2 separate regions of the Mus musculus genome follow, and region 2 is linked to region 1. The links are chromatin loops, found by intact Hi-C in ENCODE. Cell type or tissue: left cerebral cortex. All regions are shown on one strand. Links, peaks and the distances in the headings refer to the core of each region. The heading gives the core; the rest is flanking DNA. Region 1 holds the start of Eya3 (EYA transcriptional coactivator and phosphatase 3). Region 2 overlaps Ptafr (platelet-activating factor receptor).

Region 1 (8,592 bases), core at 242-8,241:
CATGGAAGCAATTACAAATTTGCACTCTATGCTTTCTCTCTAGCATCTTGTAGCTTTTTGCTGTTGCTACTGTTTGTTTCTTGAGATGGTATCTTAGTTAGGGTTTCCACTGCTGTGAGAAGAACCATGACCAAGGTAACTCTTAAAAAGGACAACATTTAATTGGGGTTTACAATTTCAGAGGTTCAGTCTATTATCATCAAGGTGGGAACAAGACAGCATCTAGGCAGGCATGGTATTGCGCTGGAGGAGCTGAGAGTTCTACATCTTGTTCAGAAGGCAATCAGGAGAAGACTGGCTGCCAGGCAGCTAGGATGAGGGTCTTGAAGTCCACGCCCACAGTGACACACTTCCTCCACAAGGGCCACATCTACTCCAACAAGGTCCTACCTCCTAATAGTGCCACTCCCTGGGCCAAGCATATTTAAACTACCACAGAGGGCATTTCAACTTGCATGAAGACTAGGCAGGTCTTGAACTTGTGGTGATCCTCTTGCATCTGGTTCCCAAGTGCTGGGATTATGGACGAGACTACCACATCTGCTTTTAAAACTGAGTAGATGCTGGGCAGTGGTGGCACATGCCTTTAATCCCAGTACTTGGGAGGCAGAGGCAGACGGATTTCTGAGTTCGAGGCCAGCCTGGTCTACAGAGTGAGTTCCAGGACAGCCAGGGCTACACAGAGAAACCTTGTCTAGAAACAAACAAACAAACAAACAAACAACCCCCCCCCAAAAAAAACCCAAAAATGAGTAGACTACATTTAACTACATCAGTGAGTTCTCCCAAGGCTGCGTTCATCCAAGTGCAGGTCTGTACTTGGTCGAAAGGTACTTTTATTGGGAGAACTAGCCTATCTGGTACTGGCAGTGGTTATCTGTAGTGAGGACTGGCAGCAGAGGTGAGCTTGTCTTCCCGCGACTGCCTGTCTTCTCTACATTCTCTTTATATCCTCCAGAGTGACTCCTCTGTCATCTCCTGCCTTTGACCTAGAGATGCAGTCCCCGACCTTCCAACCATACACTGGAGTCTTTATTTTGACTTTTTTGGAGACAGGGTAACTGACTGACCTAGAGTTTACTATATAGACTAGGCTGGCCTCAAACTCACTGAGATTACCTCCTTTTACCTCCTGAGAACTGGGACTAAAGGCATGGACAGCCCTAGTTTTGTTTTAGTACTAGAATTATGGACAAGACTACCATACCTGCTTCTAAAACTATATTCTGTAACCTGAATTCCTGATTCCTTCTGCCCCTACCCACCCAAGTGCTGTGATTGCATGTGCACACTGCCATGCCAAGTTTTGTGTGTGATAAAGCCCTCCTTCCTTGCTTCTTTGAAGCAACTCCTGTCTATGTTGGCTGGACATCAGCAGTTCAGTTCATAGATTAGCAGCAGCAGTTCGGCCCACTCACAAACACTTCACGGATATACCAGCAGTCCAGGTCAGTAGAGTTGGGTTATCATACAGTAATCAGTGGCGGTGGTACTACCTAGCAGGTCAGCCTGGGTTACACAGCAAATCTGACATTAGGCTGGGACCATATATCAATAAGCTAAATGGTATCTAGAAATTATCTTGAGGCTAGAGAAGGAGCTTAACGTGAGGCCCAGCCAGGATTTACTCCATAATCCTCCAATCCCAAATTAAATATGTGCTGAGAACAACAGATGGGCCAGGAAGATGGTTCAATAGGTGAAGCCCAAACTTGAGGACTAAAGTTCAGATTTTGAGAACCCCTGTAAGATCCAGGTGGGCGTGGTGACCCTTCTATAATTCCAGTTATAGGGAAACAGGAATCTCTGGAGCAAGCTGCATAGCCACAGTAGCCAAAAACCCGAGCCCCAGGTTGAGGGAGAGACCCATTCTCAATCTATAAAGCAGAGAGGGAATAAGGAAGACTCTCGTCATCCGCCCTGGCCTTCCATGTGTCCATGCACACAGGTGTATATGCATCTGCACACATGTGCACCTACATGTATGAACACGCACCTCTACATGAACTCACCACACATACATATACATACTAAGAATAGAAAACACTGACAGATATAAGCCCAGATCATTGTCAAGCATGAAGGTTTACATTGATGACCATTAAAAACATGGGTCATACATGATCTTTAAACTGGAAATAAGTTGGGAGTGGTAGTACATGCCTTTAGTCCCAGTACTCAGGAGGCAGAGGCAGATTGCATTTCTATGAGTTTGAGGCCAGCCTGGTCTACATATTGAGTTCCAGGACAACCAAGGCTACATAGTGAGAGTCTGCCCCCCAAAAAATTAAAAATAAAAACAAAATCAAACCAGGCAGTGGTGGCACACACCTTTAATCCCAGTGCTCAGGAGGCAGAGGCAGGCTGATTTCTGAGTTTGAGGCCAGCCTGGTCTACAAAGTGAGTTCCACGGCTATACAGAGAAACCCTGTCTCAAAATCAAAAAAAAAAAAAAAAATCCCCCCCCAAAAAACTAAACTAGAAATAATTCAATTCAGAGGTCAGTCTTACTTTAGTGTTTTGTCTTATTTAGTTTTGTGTTTTGATTTGTACCTTGGCTGTTTTTCGTAATATCTGTCTAGAATAGCCTTTTTTGTTTTGTTTTGTTTTGTTTTGTTTTTCGAGACAGGGTTTCTCAGTGTAGCTCTGGCTGTCCTGGAACTCACTCTGTAGAGCAGGCTGGCCTCGAACTCAGAAATCCACCTGCTTCTGCCTACCAAGTGCTAGGGTTAAAGGCGTGTGCCACCACTGCTCGGCCTTAGAATAGCCTTCTTTTGTGTTAATTTGAGTGAATTAGTCCTAATCTATTTAAAAAAAAAAGAAAAGGAAATTATATAGATATGTGAGTGTTTGCAACTAAGCTTGAAGGAATCATAACAGCATTTTTGGTATATTCATTTAGGTTTGTCCTCAGAAATACTGTAATAAGTCAGGGGACAACAATAACTCACAAAACATTTCCATGGGCTATAATATTAAATAGGGGTACTGTGGTATATGCCTGGAGTCTCCCATTCGGAAGCAAAGACAGAAAGACTTTCAGGACAGAGAGAGATATAGCAAACCCTGTTTCAAAACAAAACTCAAAAAACAGAGAGGAGAGGGAGGAGGAAGAGGCGGAAGAAGAAGAAAAGGAGGGGAGAGAGAAGGAGGAGGGAGAGGAAGAGGAAGAAGAGGAGGAGAAGGAGGAGAGAGGCATGAAATCACTGAGAAACTTGTAAGTAAATACAAACCTTCATACTTGGCTCCCCTGTTGCTCTTCCTGAGTGGGAGAGAAGCTTGACCCAGCAGTCTAGGATCCTGGGCTCTGAAGTCATCCTGACCTAGTTTAAGTCCCTGTTGACTGTTTTTTTTTTTCTGTAATTTTTTAATAATTTTTTTTTTTGGATCTTAAGAGAAACACAACAGGACAGGCAAGCTGTAAGTCTTGGCAGCCCCAAGGAGGAGGGAGACAGAGCAGAGAAAGGTGCCTTTTGAGTTAGGTGCAGAGGTCAGCCATGACAGAGAGCTGGGCCCTGGGAGGGTTGCTTAGCAAGAAGACTAGGAAAGCACAGAGCATCAGGGAACACAGGCAATTATCTAAAAGAAAGAAAAAGACTAAAAACGTGGAAAAGGGAAAAGCAACACTTTGGATGGGTTGCATGGTAGAGGCTCCACTGGCAACTGCTGCTCTGTGGGTTGCTGAAGCAGGGCCTGGCTGTGTAGTCCAGGTTGGCTTTGAACTCACCACCCTCCTGCCCCAACCTCCTGAGTGCTGGGATTACAGGCATGCATCACCATCCCCAGTTTTGTTGTTTGCTAGTCATGTGACCTCAAGCAAGTCTCTTAATTCTTCCCTGATACAATACCTCATCTATAGAGTGAACTCAGTTGTAGTTTCTGTGTGTACTTGTAAGACTCTACGTCAAGCCCTATAGTTTTTGGGTTTTTATACGTTTGTTTTTGAGACAAGGTCTCAGTACTGAGACTGGGCTGACCTCCAACTTGGAACAGTCCTCCTGTCTCTGCCTCTGCAGTACTGGAATTACAGGCTTGTGCTACCATGACCTCAAAACACACAAACAAATACAAAGCAAGATGGCTCCAGCTAGAGGTCACTATGTGAGAGGAGGCTAGGCATGCAAACTGAGAGAGAGTTGGGAAAGACTGGTCAAATGAGACCAGTAAGGAGCAAGAATTTCTTTCCTTAAAAGATGCCAAAGACTGGGAGTGGTGGGGAATGTCTTTTATCTTAGCAGTAGAGAGGCAGAGGCAGGCAGATCTTTGTGAGTTTGAAGCCAGCCTGGTCTACATAGAGAGTTCCAGGACAGCCAGGGCTACATAGTAAAACTGTATACATATATGTACATATGTCTATATATATACTACAAAAACAGACTTTTTTTTACATTATCGATTTACCCATGTATATGTGTATGAGTCTAAGTACAGCTTGTATGGGGGAGAGGGGATAGGGAGAACAGCTTGCAGAAACTGGTTATTTACTCCCGCCATGTGGGTCTTAGGGATTGAAACCAGGCCACCGAGTATGGAGGCAAGTATCTTTACCTGCTGAGGCATCCTGTCGGCCCTAGAGCGTTGTTTTGTAATTGCTAATAAGCATAGGATTGATGTGTATGTCCAGTGTGTACTTTGGGAAGAGTGTCTGGGGACATCACATTGTTTGTGGGCTCCCTCTGGTGGAGCTGGTGGTTCATGTCAGTCAAAAAAAAAAAAAAACAAACAAAAAACAAACCAATGAGCAATTAATCTATGCTTTCATGAATTGACTGTTTACTATGTAACATATGTTACATAGTAACATATTGCTAAACATTGCTAAAATACACCCCCCCAAAAAAAAAAAAAAAAAAAACATGCCAGTAGGGCACAGACTCACACCTGTGATTCTAGTACCTGAGAGAAGAAAGCAGAGGAATCAGGAGTTCAAATCCATTCTCAACCACAAATCTAGTTGGGACACAAGAGACCTTATCTCAAAAACACAAAACAAAAACCAAACCAAAAAAAAAAAACCAAAAAACCAAAAAACAAAATCCCAACTAACCAACCAATCAACCACTCCTCCAAACCCAAATCCAAGCCCTTGCAGAACTTATATTCTGGTGGGGAGACCGTACGCCAACCCCCCAAGAAACTGATTGGACAAACGTCATGAGAACAATTATCAGGGGGTAGGAAAGTACAAGGGAGACAATCGCTCCTGTTCTAGCACAGCATCAGAGGCGTCAGAGGCGGTCTCAGTGAGAAGGCTCATTCGAAGATGTAAAGGGGGTGACAAGGTGAAAGAAAGAGCTGTCTCAGGGAAAAGTACTCTAGGTAGAGGGAGTAGAAAGCAGACAGCACCAGAGCCTGCCTGCAGGCTGGGAGAACAGCAGAGGCCAGTCTGTTGTAAGTGGAAGGAAGGTAGGACAAAGTAGGTTAGAGTTCTACTCGAAGAGTAAAGTCTTCTGAGTCCTGTAGGTGATGTAAGGATTTTAGTGTTCACACTGAGACAGAGCCATTGGAAGAAGCACACGATCTGATTAAGGCTTTCACGGGAGGCTCTCTTCTGTATTGAGTATAGGGTAGCAAACATGAATGGGACCCTCAGAATTACATACTGACTGTGGTTCATACCAACACAGGTGGAAAATGGTCCGATTCTGCAAAGACTTTGAAGACAGCATCTACTGATTGTGCTAAGTAGGTGTGATGTGTGAGAAAGAGCAGTTAAGATGCTCGCTCCCCAAAAAGTAGTTGCTTAGAAAATTGTTGAAATAGAAGCAGTTAATAAAAATCTTTTATTTTTATTTGTATTGAAAAGCTAGGTTTTTGTTTTTTAAACTTTGTGGGTTAATCTAATATTTGTAATTCTGGGTCTTTTTTTCTTTTTTTTAAAGATTTATTTATTTATTATATGTAAGTACACTGTAGCTGTCTTCAGACACTCCAGAAGAGGGAGTCAGATCTCATTACGGGTGGTTGTGAGCCACCATGTGGTTGCTGGGATTTGAACTTTGGACCTTCGGAAAAGCGGTCCGGTGCTCTTACCCACTGAGCCATCTCACCAGCCTGGGTCTTTTTTTCTTGAGGGTCTTTCCCTTCAAACATGAATGGAATTGAATACACTGACAACTATACAAAGCCTGTCTTCAACTCCATTCCTCGTCCACACTTGAGTTGTATTTTAGAATTAATGAAGCATTAAAAAATGTTTCTGAGCTAAGAAGGTGGATCTCTTGATTTCGAGCCCAGTCTGATCTTTAGAGGGAATTCTAGGCCAAGGTCCATAGAGAAAAACTTTTCTTGGAAAAACAACAACAAAAAACCACCCCCACACACACCAAAACAAAAACAAAAACAAAAACAACAAAATGTTCCTGAAAACAATTTGCACAAAATGAAGGCAGCTGCAAGTGTAATATAATACTAGGTATAAACTAAATTTTCGGATAGAAATGTTCACTTTGAGTTAGCCTTTCAAGTGTCTTCAAAAGTTCCCATCCATTTTTCCTCTCCTAGTCTTTCTAACTCGACCAATTGCAGTCAACATTTTTCAACTTCGTCGTCCCTTTACGGTAGGAATCACACACATTTTTTTTTTTTAGAACTTACTTTCAAAGATGAGAGCGGTGGCTGGGCATGGAGGCACAAGCCCTAGGCTGAAGGAGGAGGGTCCCCAGTTCGAGATCAGCCTGATCTGACTTTGTTTTGGGGAGGGCGGGAGTACTTTTCACGAAGGCGGCGGCAATTTAGCAGCACCAGCATCCTCGGAAAGTCATCTCGTGCGTAAGATCCAGGGAGTCAATCACGCAACTGGGTCTGCGAGGTGGGCGGGACCTAAGCCTTGCCCCGCCCCGAGACGATTGACTGGTCCTCTGGGTTCTGTCGGAACGGGGTGTGGATTGTTAGGCGGTCCCGCATCTACTTCCGGTGGCTAGGGATGCGCATCCGGGTCACGCTAACGCCGCGGTTTCCGCCACTCTGTTGGTTCCAGAGTGGGTCCGTAATCGTCCCATGTCGTGCTGGGCAGTGTCTGCAGCCGTCTGGTGAGTCCCCGCCGCCGCCAGGGTGTGAGCGCGGTGGCTCGGGTGCAGCGTTCGGGGTCCCGGCTGAAGAGGTCCTCCTTGGTCGTGCTGGGTAGGGGGTCCCGTCACCGTCCCCCTCGTCCCTGCCTGCCGGTCTGCCCTCGAGCTTTTCCCGGGCGTCGCTCTGGCCTCGCCCCTTCTCGCCTAGGCGCCGGGTCTCTGCCTCCCCCTTCTCTCAGCACTTCTTCCCGATCCACTGTTTTTCCACCCGGAGCGTTGGGGTTCGGCTCTGTCCCCCAGCCCTCCTCGCCTGTGACCCTTCCCCCCTCCAGGGACTGGTAGATGACAAGAGTGTTGCGCCTGCCCTTTCAGAGCGAGAGGGCTTCCTCCGAGTCCAGATCCTGGCCGACTGCTCCAGCTTGGAGGCGCGAGGTTAGACTTGAGGTCGCTTCCCCAGTTAGAGAACAACAAAGGCGTCCCCAGGTCCTCGCACTGCCTCAGTTTGCTGGGCTCTCTGGGCAGCAGCGAACAGGTGGCGGACTCGCTGGCGGGCTTGTGAGATCTCCTGAATTGACAGGTCTTCGTCCTGTCTGTTTTGAGTCCTCTGTCCCACGAGAATGGATGTGCACAGCTGAGGCAAAAGTGCGGATGTTCTTCACTCTGCATGGATTTAAAGTTAGAGGACTCCGGGTTTCTAAACTTTTAAACGACTGTGATGTGGTGTGGTGTTGCTGTTTTCTGCCAAGATTCACCAATGTAATATCATTTTCCTTATAAGCCAGACATTGTTTCTTAGAACGTTCTTTTTAACTTCTTTTTCTCTAGTGTTGCTACCATGGTTTAGAAATCATGATCTTAGCATTTTAAAATTTAAGACATCTTATCTTACATTTTCTGGAGGTTTAAAATCATCTATAATGTGAAAAGGGTTAGACTTTATAATGGTTAATGTCCTGTTTCTCAAATTTTGTGATCTAAGGTATATCTAGAGGTACAAATTTGGATAATTCTTTTTTTTTCCTCCCTTCCGGTTTTTGGGGTGTTTGTAGCATATCATTGCAACCATCATTTTCTTTTCGTCATTTTGTGCGTGATCAGTCTAAAATTCAGTATTAATAATTAAATATGTACAGAACAAATAACCGCGTTTATTATTGGTTCCTCTTGGCACAGTTCTCCCTCATATACACATAAGAGAATAGAACATAGACTGCCATATTCCAAAATTGGGCCACTCCCTTCACCTATTTTTAGCAAAGGACTTTGGAGCTTGGCCATGTTAGTCCTAGATGCCACAGAGAAAGACCCTTCTGGTTGGCTTTCAGGATTAACCTGGCCAGGGAAGCCCCTATGAACATTTATCTGTCCTCCCCTGCACCTACACAAACTGGGAAGAGGAGCCTTTGTTCAGCCTGACCTCCTCATTTCCCAGCAACAACCCCAGTAATCGTAGCTGCTCCGTTGACTTCTTTACCTCGAGGTTTGACGAATATTTCTTTTTTTACATATATAGTTGGTGCACAACTTTTTTTCATTTCTGAACTTTATGTTCCTTTCCACCCCTCCACTACCGTCTTCCTCT
Region 2 (8,592 bases), core at 500-8,499, 67 kb before region 1:
GACTTTTATTTTACATCGAGGTCTTACACACTGCCGAGGTTGGCTTTGAACTCACTGTGTAGCACAGGCAACCTTGGATTATTGTATGTGTATACAAGTACGAATGCTCACTGTGTGCATGCCTGGCGCCTTGGGGTTCAGAAGAGGGGGTCAGATCTCTGGAACTGGAGTTCGGAGATGATTGTGAGCCACTGTGTGGATGCTGGGAACAAAACCTGGGTCCTTTCCAAGAGTGTCCAGGGCGCTTAATCCCTGTGCCATCTCTCCATCCTCTAGTCTTAGTCCTTAACCCTCTCTCAGCCTTCTGAGTGGTAGGTATTTCTGGCCTGTGATCAGGTGCTGGGACACTCCAAGGGAACCCCTCTTTTCTGAGAGTGAGATGGAGCCATCTTAGCCTTAACTTCTGGGAGGCGATGGTGAGGACGGGAGGCAAGGGCTTAGAGGTCTGTGAGCAGACCTCCATTTGCTTTATTAGCTGTGTGACTTTGGAGAAGTTATACACCTTCTCTGTGTATAATCAATGTCATCTCCCCAGCAGACTTTCCTGGGAGGCTGAGCTAAAGTGTCTGGGATGGAGCTAGGTCCCCGGGACCACACCCACTGCAGAGGATGTTGATAACTGGGTGGCTGGTACAAAGGTCCACAAAAGGTTGCCACGTTAAATCTCAGGTGTTGGGGACAAAGGCCAGTGTGGTACTGGCTATCTCTCCCTTGCAGGAAGTCTTGGGGTGATGCCGACAAACCAGAGCTGCTGGCCGAAGACTTGGGGGATACTGAGGGATAAAGGACTCATAGCTCTCTCATTTGCGGCTTGACAGAGCACTAGAATGCGCTCCAGATGGTCAGTGAGCTGGGGTGGGGGATGGTGACTGCCAGAGAAGAGGGAATCCTTTCCTCTGCACACCCAGCCAGAGAGAAAAGGAGATGACTGGCCGTCTGTGTCTGCCATTTTGCTTATAATCTGCGGCGACCTTGGGCCATTGAGTAGTCTCGATTTTCTTCTTTGTGGTTTAAAATTCTGACCTTGTAGGTTTGTGGAAGGATGAACTAAGAAGGTGGGGGACGTGCTTTGCTGAGCATAAAACAGTAAGAACAGGAGTGTCACTGTCAATGCTGACAAGAGGAGCAATTGTTTGTGCGTTTATCGTCTCTTCTCCTAGCTAGCAGGGTTTGGCAGAAAAACGTGCACAGGAATATGCACTGAGTTGGGAATGGTGGGCACATCTGTGATCCCAGCACTCGAGAGGCAGAGGCAGTAAAGATCAGGAGTTCAAGGTCAGCTTTAGCTATGTAGCAAGTTGAAGGCCAGCTTGGGCTACATGAGACCTCCACAACATCTCCCAGATCTGTACTAAGTAGATGAAAAGATATCATCAAAACTGTACTTGTTAGGGGCGGACAGTGAGCCATAGGCCAGCTCTGCCCTCACCCTAGTCACCTTGGGTCACTCCATCCGGTCAGTGAACGTTTAGGCAAGGGATTCACAGTCCCTGGCAGTGATGACCAAATGTGCCTCATGGGCAAGTTTTCCTCCTGATTGTTGAGATGTGATGAGCCTCTGGCATGGCATCAGTTTTATCTTTTTTTTAAAAAGTATCTATCTATGTATATCTATCTATGCATCTATCTATGTACCTATGTATCTATGCATCTATCTATGTACTTATGTATCTATGTATACACCTATGTATCTATGTATCTATGTATCTATGTATCTATGTGTCTATCTATGTATCTATGTATCTATCTATGTGTCTATCTATGTATCTATGTATGTATGTACATATGTATGTATCTATCTACCTACCTACCTATCTACCTATCTATCTATATCTATGCATCTATTTATGTATCTATATATCTATGTACTATCATCTATCTATAGCTATCTATCTACCTATCTGTCTGTCTGTCTATCTGTCTGTCCATCTATCTTATCTATTTATCTATCTTACAGTTTTCCTTCCCTCTACTCCTCCCAGTTCCTTCCCATCTGTTTGTTCTTTTATTGGGAATCAGAGACATCCCCACGCTTGGCCTGCAGACAGGTCTTCCTGAAGGCCATTGACCCCCTTCTTTTCTATACAGGTCCCCTCAGTGGAAGGAGGTTTGGGCTCAGGATGGAATGAGAGCTGAGCTAGAGTCCAGGAGCACAGATGGGCTTCAGGGACAGGAGTCTTTACTGAGTGTGGAATCAGTTCCCTAGATCAGAGGCTAGCCCCCAGCACAGCTGCTCTGAGCAGCCACTTAGAATTGTGACGAGAGTGGAAGAAGCTTCCATGTGTATTTGTGTGGGAGTGGGAGTCGGAGCGGGAGTGGGTGTTTAGCTCTACGGGAGTAGGACCTTCCACTAGCTTTGCAGAACACTTGAGCTGGCTGGGCCAGAAAATATGTCAGTCACTTGTGCAAGGGCCCTTTCCAGTTTGTTAAGTCCATTGCATTTTACCAAGAGTGTTACCCTTTTCCAAACCTCCTTCCACCTCCTGGGATCTCACTTCCCTTTCACAACCCTGCGTTGAGGCTGGCAGGGCACCCCAGTTTTCAGATAAAAACCCTGGGGCTCTGAATTGAGGAGAGATTCTCTTAGGGTGGTGGGTTACACCACTGAGACCGGAGTCCTGCTCCCATGACTCTAGTGACCATGCTTTCCCTCCCGCCAATCTGGAGGCTTCTTCCCAAAAGATCCAGTTGTCGCAGTGCAGGGCGGACTTGTCACTTATTGGCAGGAGGAACACTGTGAGGTCACTGGGAAGGGAGTTAGCTCCCTCCACCATTGAAAGGACTGTTACCGCTCTGAACCTGGTAAGTGCCGGCAGCATCTGTCCTGCCGATCTCACAGTGCTTACTTGCAAAAAGATGGAAATCCCGATGACCAGGGAGGTCAGACAGCTGGTCTGGACGCCATGTTGGCACTCTAGACAACCTTGGAATCTCTGTGATGACAAAAGTCTGTCAGTTGCTATGACAGAGCTGGACCACGCCCAAAACAGAGAAGAGGAAGAGAAAAAAAGGACACCCGGGTTCCTGGAAATCTCCTTCCTGGAAGGGTTTGATGCCCACAGATGCACCCCCCTCCCCAATAGCTCAGCCCTAGGAAAAACCCAGGTCCTAAGCCTGCTGGGAGAGATATCTGGATCATTGCACAAACATCCTTTCAGCTCCTAGAGTAATCTGGTAATTTGTGAATCGTGTTGCATGGGGGAAAGACTCTGTAGATTCGGTATCAATACTCCATAGGGAGATTTTGATTTTATTTATTTATATTTATAATTTTATTTTATTTTATTGAGGTAGTATCTTGTGCAATCCAGGCTGGCCCCCAACTTGCTATGTAGATCAGGCTGGGCTGGCCATAGAAAGGCTTATTATTAATATTAATTATTATTATTATTATTGGTTGGTTTGGCTTTTTGGTTTTCTCTGTATAGACATCACTGTTCCAGAACTTGCTCTGTAGACCAGGTTGGCCTGGAATTCAGAGATCCACCTGTCTTTGCCTCCGCAGTGGGAGTGCTTAAAGGTGTGTGCCACCATCACCCACCCTCCTAGAAAGGATTTCATTCTTATCATTTGGCATAGGAAGAAAGGAAATTTAGCCAGACATGATGGGTCACATCTAAAATCCCAGCACTTTGAGGCTGAAGCAGGGGGATTGTTGTGAGTTTGAAAGCAGCCTGAGATATAAAGGGAGACCCTGTCCCAGTGAATACATAAATAAACAAATAGAAAAAGGGGGGGGTGAGCAGGGGTTCAATCAAGCCACGCATTCATCTCGCATGCATGAGGACCTGAGTTTCATCTTTATGTAAACAAGCCAGTCACGGAGCCCAAACCTATCTCTGTATAGACATCAGTGCTATCTATCATAGTGCTGGGTGCTGGAGATGAGACAGGTATAGTGATTGCTGGCAAGTTAGCCTCGCCTACTCAGTGAGAGACCCTGCCTCAAAAGACAAGGCAGACTGAACCTGAAGAACAACACTCAGAGCAGCTGACTTCTGGTCTCTCTCTCTCTCTCTCACACACACACAGATACACAGATACAGACACACACATAGTACACATTCACACACACACAAATACACAGACACACATCACACAGCGAGACACACACATAAAGACATACACATACAGACACAGACACAACAGACACACACACACATACACAGATAAACACAGACACTCACAGACATACATACAACATATACACAGACACACATACAGAACACACCCACATACATACTCATACATACGTCAATATGCACATATAGACATACACACAGGCGCGCACACACACACACACACACACACACACACACACATATACACACACAACTGCATGGGAAAGCGGCACGTGCTTTTAACCACTGAGTAGTCTCTCCAGCCCTCAGACCTCTGTATACAAACATAATTTTTTGGTGTGTTTATAATTTATGCTATGTATGTATATTTGCATGTGAGTGTAGACACATGTATGGTGTTAGAGGATAACCTTGATTGCTAGTCCTCACCTTCCATCTCTCTCTCTCTTTTAATAAAAAAGGTTATATTTTAATTTTATGTATATGTACCACATGGATGCAGTACCTATGGTGTCCAGAAGAGGGCAGGAATCCTCTGGAACTGCAGTTACAGGTGGTTGTAAGCTGCGATGTGGATGCCGGGAAGGGCTTCTGGAAGAGCAGCCAGCGCTCTTAATTGCTGAACCCCATGCCCAGCTTTTTTCTATGTGTGCACTGAGGTGTGAGGGAGCACACACTCATGCGTGTGGCAGTGGAGGCCAGGGGTCAGCACCAGGATGTCTTCTTCTCCATCTTACATTTTGAGTAGGGCCTTCGCTGACTCTGGATCTTTTCAGCTGCATTGGGTGGTGTCAGTGAGCTCCAAGGACCCACCTGTCTCCAGTCCCCTGGGGCTGCGGTTATAGATGCTCAGAGCCACACAAGCCTTTATGTGGATGATGGGCACTGTACTCAGGTCCTTTTCCACAGATCCATCTCCCGAGACCCGCGTTTAATTTTTGGTAGCGGTCCTTTTAGTGGCTGTGGGGTGGGTTGGTTTCACTTTGCACGTCTGTGATGATGGCTGGTGTAGACACTTAGGGTCCAGCTGTACCTTCTTTGGAGAAGAGACCTGGAGTAAACTCAGTCCTTTCTTACCTCTTCTGTTTGTGCTCTGCATCGTGAGAACCGAACTCAGTGGCTCTGCTGGTTTTGTTGTTGTGAGACAGACTCTCATTATATGGCTCTATATAGTGTAGACCAGGTTGGCCTGGAGCACAAGGCAAACCTTCTGCCCCAGCATCCTGACTGCTGAAGATACAGGTACATGCTGTTGTGGCCAATTCCTTTACCCCAAACCCCTTTTTAGAAGGTCTCATAGATAGCTTATGTCTCTCAGGCAGGCCTTGAATTTGCTAGGTAGCCAAGACTGATTTTAATTCCTGTTCTTCCCTGCCTGTGCCTTCCAAGTGTTAGCATTACAGGGGCATACCATCATGCCTGGCTTTAAGCCTCTTTAAAAATATTTATAGTGCAAGCCAGAGATGGTGGTGCATGCCTTTAATACCAAATTTCGGGAGGATATCTGTGAGCTTGAGGCCAGCCTTTTCATAGCAAATTTCAGGCCAGCCAAGGCTACGTAATGAAACCCTATCTAAAATAAATAAATGAACAAATAAATAAATATTCACACTGCCGATAAGGGCATGGGGACTTTGTGTGCATGAGAATTGGATCCTAGCTCTACCGTGCTGGACTTAGCTCAATGTAGAGCGAACCCATCCTCCTTTTTGCTCACTTAATTCCTGTCTTCGGGATGTAAAGAAAATAGCAGGGTCCTGGATGAAGGAATCTTCTCCTGCTGGCATTTGGTAGTTTTTCTTTGTTGAGCCAGAGTCTCACTGGGTAGCACTGGCTGGCCCGAAACTCCCTATGTGGACCAGGCTCAAGTTCCCAGAAATCCTCCTGCCTCTGCCTCCTCAGTGCTGGCACTGAAGGTGTGAGCCACCATCTGAACTCTGCCCAGGCCTTAGGGCAGATTAGGGAGGGTTAGTTCAGGAGCAGCCGGCTCCCAGCAATGGCCACAGCCTCCTTTGGAGACTCACAGTTTGTCATTTCTTAGATTTGTGAAAATGGACAGAGCTGTATTCTTTCTTTCTTATCAGATTTATTTATTTCATTTATATGCGTACACTGTAGCTGTCTTCAGACACACCAGAAGAGGGCATCAGATCCCATTACGGATGGCTATGGGTCACCAAGTAGTTGCTGGGAATTGAACTCAGGACCTCTGGAAGAGCAGTCAGTGCTCTTACCCGCTGAGCCATCTCTCCAGCCCATTTTCCTTCCTAATCCCACATTCTCTTCTGGAACAATAGGTGTCTCATCTAGAAAAGAAATGAGTATAAATCCATTTTACAAAGCTGATTTGTGCAGGATATATGATCCCAGGTAAGAACTAATGCCTGAGATGTCCCTAGTGAAGGGTGGACAGTGGCCCAGGTTAGGTGGGTGGGCTCAAGTTCTTCTCCAACACCCTCAACCAAGAAAGGCGTGCTTGGGTCCAAGTGGTGGTGCCCATGTGGAAGTATAAGGTATGTGCTCTCTCTCTCTCTCTCTCTCTCTCTTGCTCTCTCTCCCACTCCTTGTCCACAGTCTGTTGGCAAATGCATTCTCTCGCCCGAGGGTTTGCGAGGAACTGAAAGAGATTGGAACGAGGTTGCGCATGTCCGATTTACAGTTTATAAATATTTAGACATTTTTATTCTTGCTGTCAACTGACTCCACAAAGTAGCAGGGCTGGCTTGCTGGTGAACTCAGCTTTCCAGCCCATTGTCTATGCTGGGGCAAGAACCACCACGTTCTTTCTTCTGCCCACTTCCTGACGGCCCCTCCTCTCTTACTCTCTTAGCTGGGAACCCTTTCCTCAGGTTCCCTGGGACCCTGGTTTCCAGTGGGTGTCGAGTAGAAAGGCAAATGGCAGGATTCGCTGGTTTCATTAATCTGCATGGTTTACCCCACCCCCATCTGAGAGCTGGGCCTGGGCAGTCGGCTCACCTTTGACCCTTCAGGGAACTGTGCCCGAGTTTTAAATTGAGTGGTTCAGACCTCTTCCTCCTTCTAATTGTCTGAGCATTCCCTCAGCTTGCTTTTCCAAATTAGATTATTGTTATTATTTTTAATAGAAAAAAAGGTTTACTTACCATACTGCAGGGGGCTACTGGCTGGGCACTAACAGGAGTCCCACCCACAGACTAAGGACTGAGGAGTCTTCCAGAGCTTTTGACAGGTGTGTTGGCAGGTACCAGAGACTGCCTGGAGCTGGGAGGAACTGATGTGCAGATGAGAGTCCCTGGGTCTCTGGATAACCATAGTTAGTTCCTCTGGGATAGGAGGGAAGGCCTGGGCAACCAGGCTCAGGTATATTTTAGTCACTTTGCCATCTTTGGGCATTGTTCGAAGTGTGAACTTTATTTCTTTTGGTTTTTTGAGGCAGGGTCTCTGTACATAGTACTGGCTGTCCTGGAACTCACTCTGTAGACCAGGCTGGCTTCCATCCTGGTGAGAAAAAGAAACATAGAAACCATGTCCAAATCAGGCACATCTTTAGCCCAGCTCTCAAGCCCTCGGGAGGCAGAGGCAGATGGATCTCTGTGAGTTTGAGGTCAGCCTGTTCTATAGAGCGAGTTCCAGGACAGCCAGGGCTACGCAGAAAAATCCTGTCTTGAAACAAACCAAACCAAACCAAAAGGAAAATAAATCAAAGTCTAAAGCATATGGTGTGCTGGGCACGGTGGGGTAGACTTGTGGTCTCAGAAAATCAGAATTCCAAGTTCAGTTCCTGCCTGGATAAGTTAATGAGACCAGAAGAACTAAAGGAGAACTTGGGGTACACCTCAGAGGTAGAATGCTTGGTCTGCACGTGCAAGGCCCTGGATTTTGCCCCCACTACTGGAAAACAATTGCAGTGAACCATTTATGTAGGTTGGTAAAATGTTGGCACTTCTTTTGGCAAACCCAGTGAGTGCCTCGCTCACTTAACCATAGGCTTTCTCAATGGGCCTGGGTAGGCATGACACAGGGCCGGGTCCACCATGTCCTGAGCTGGCCCTCTGTCTAGAGATTTTCTAGAGATAATCATGGGCATCCCCCTAAGCGGAGCCACACCAAATTGAAGGAAGGTACTTCTTGTGTGGGTTGTGGGTAGGGACATAATTTCCCCACAGATACAGAGAGAGTGCCATGAGCTGCCCAGCTGTGGACTGTAGCCACTCCCTGCCCTTCTCGAGAGTTTGACCAGGTGTGCTTCCCACCTCAGGAACCCCCCTCCCCAATTCAGGGGTGTCCAGCAGGACAGAGAAGAGGATCAGAAGAAGGGGCTCAGACTGTGGGACAGGGACATGTATATTTTCTGGTCTCTGGTATGTCTTTACTGATTGAAGATCTCAAAAGACCCCTGGTTTCTATGGGTTATATGTGTACCTTATGGGCTGGGTTGCCGCTTATCATTAGAGATCTTGCCTGCGGAACATGAGAGGTTTAATCTCCAGTACAGGAGAAAAATAATTGCGGCTAACAGTTTCTAAAACAA

What was found. Hi-C counts contacts between places; a loop is a spot of excess contacts. Peaks named below come from ENCODE experiments on the same cell type or tissue, not always from the same donor. Only the 100,000 strongest peaks of a DNase experiment are listed, where the experiment ranks them.
Region 2: it touches region 1 in a loop (2.8-fold over the local background); 9 of 42 quality-filtered maps call a loop at or near these places.

Annotation. Positions count from the first base shown.
Region 1 is chr4:132,632,125-132,640,716 of GRCm38, forward strand. Eya3 (EYA transcriptional coactivator and phosphatase 3) reads left to right here and starts at 6,922. Exons shown (of 17, transcript NM_210071.2): 1 at 6,922-7,031. In left cerebral cortex, for the core only: a CTCF peak has its summit at 4,677 (motif pointing left); DNase peaks (open chromatin) are centred at 4,611, 6,868 and 7,404; H3K4me3 peaks cover 1,597 bases; H3K27ac peaks cover 1,093 bases.
Region 2 is chr4:132,564,676-132,573,267 of GRCm38, forward strand. All of the region lies in intron 1 of Ptafr (platelet-activating factor receptor), which reads left to right. Among named protein-coding and RNA genes, the nearest start is that of Ptafr, 4.9 kb to the left of the region's middle. In left cerebral cortex, for the core only: a CTCF peak has its summit at 4,597 (motif pointing right); DNase peaks (open chromatin) are centred at 863 and 6,695.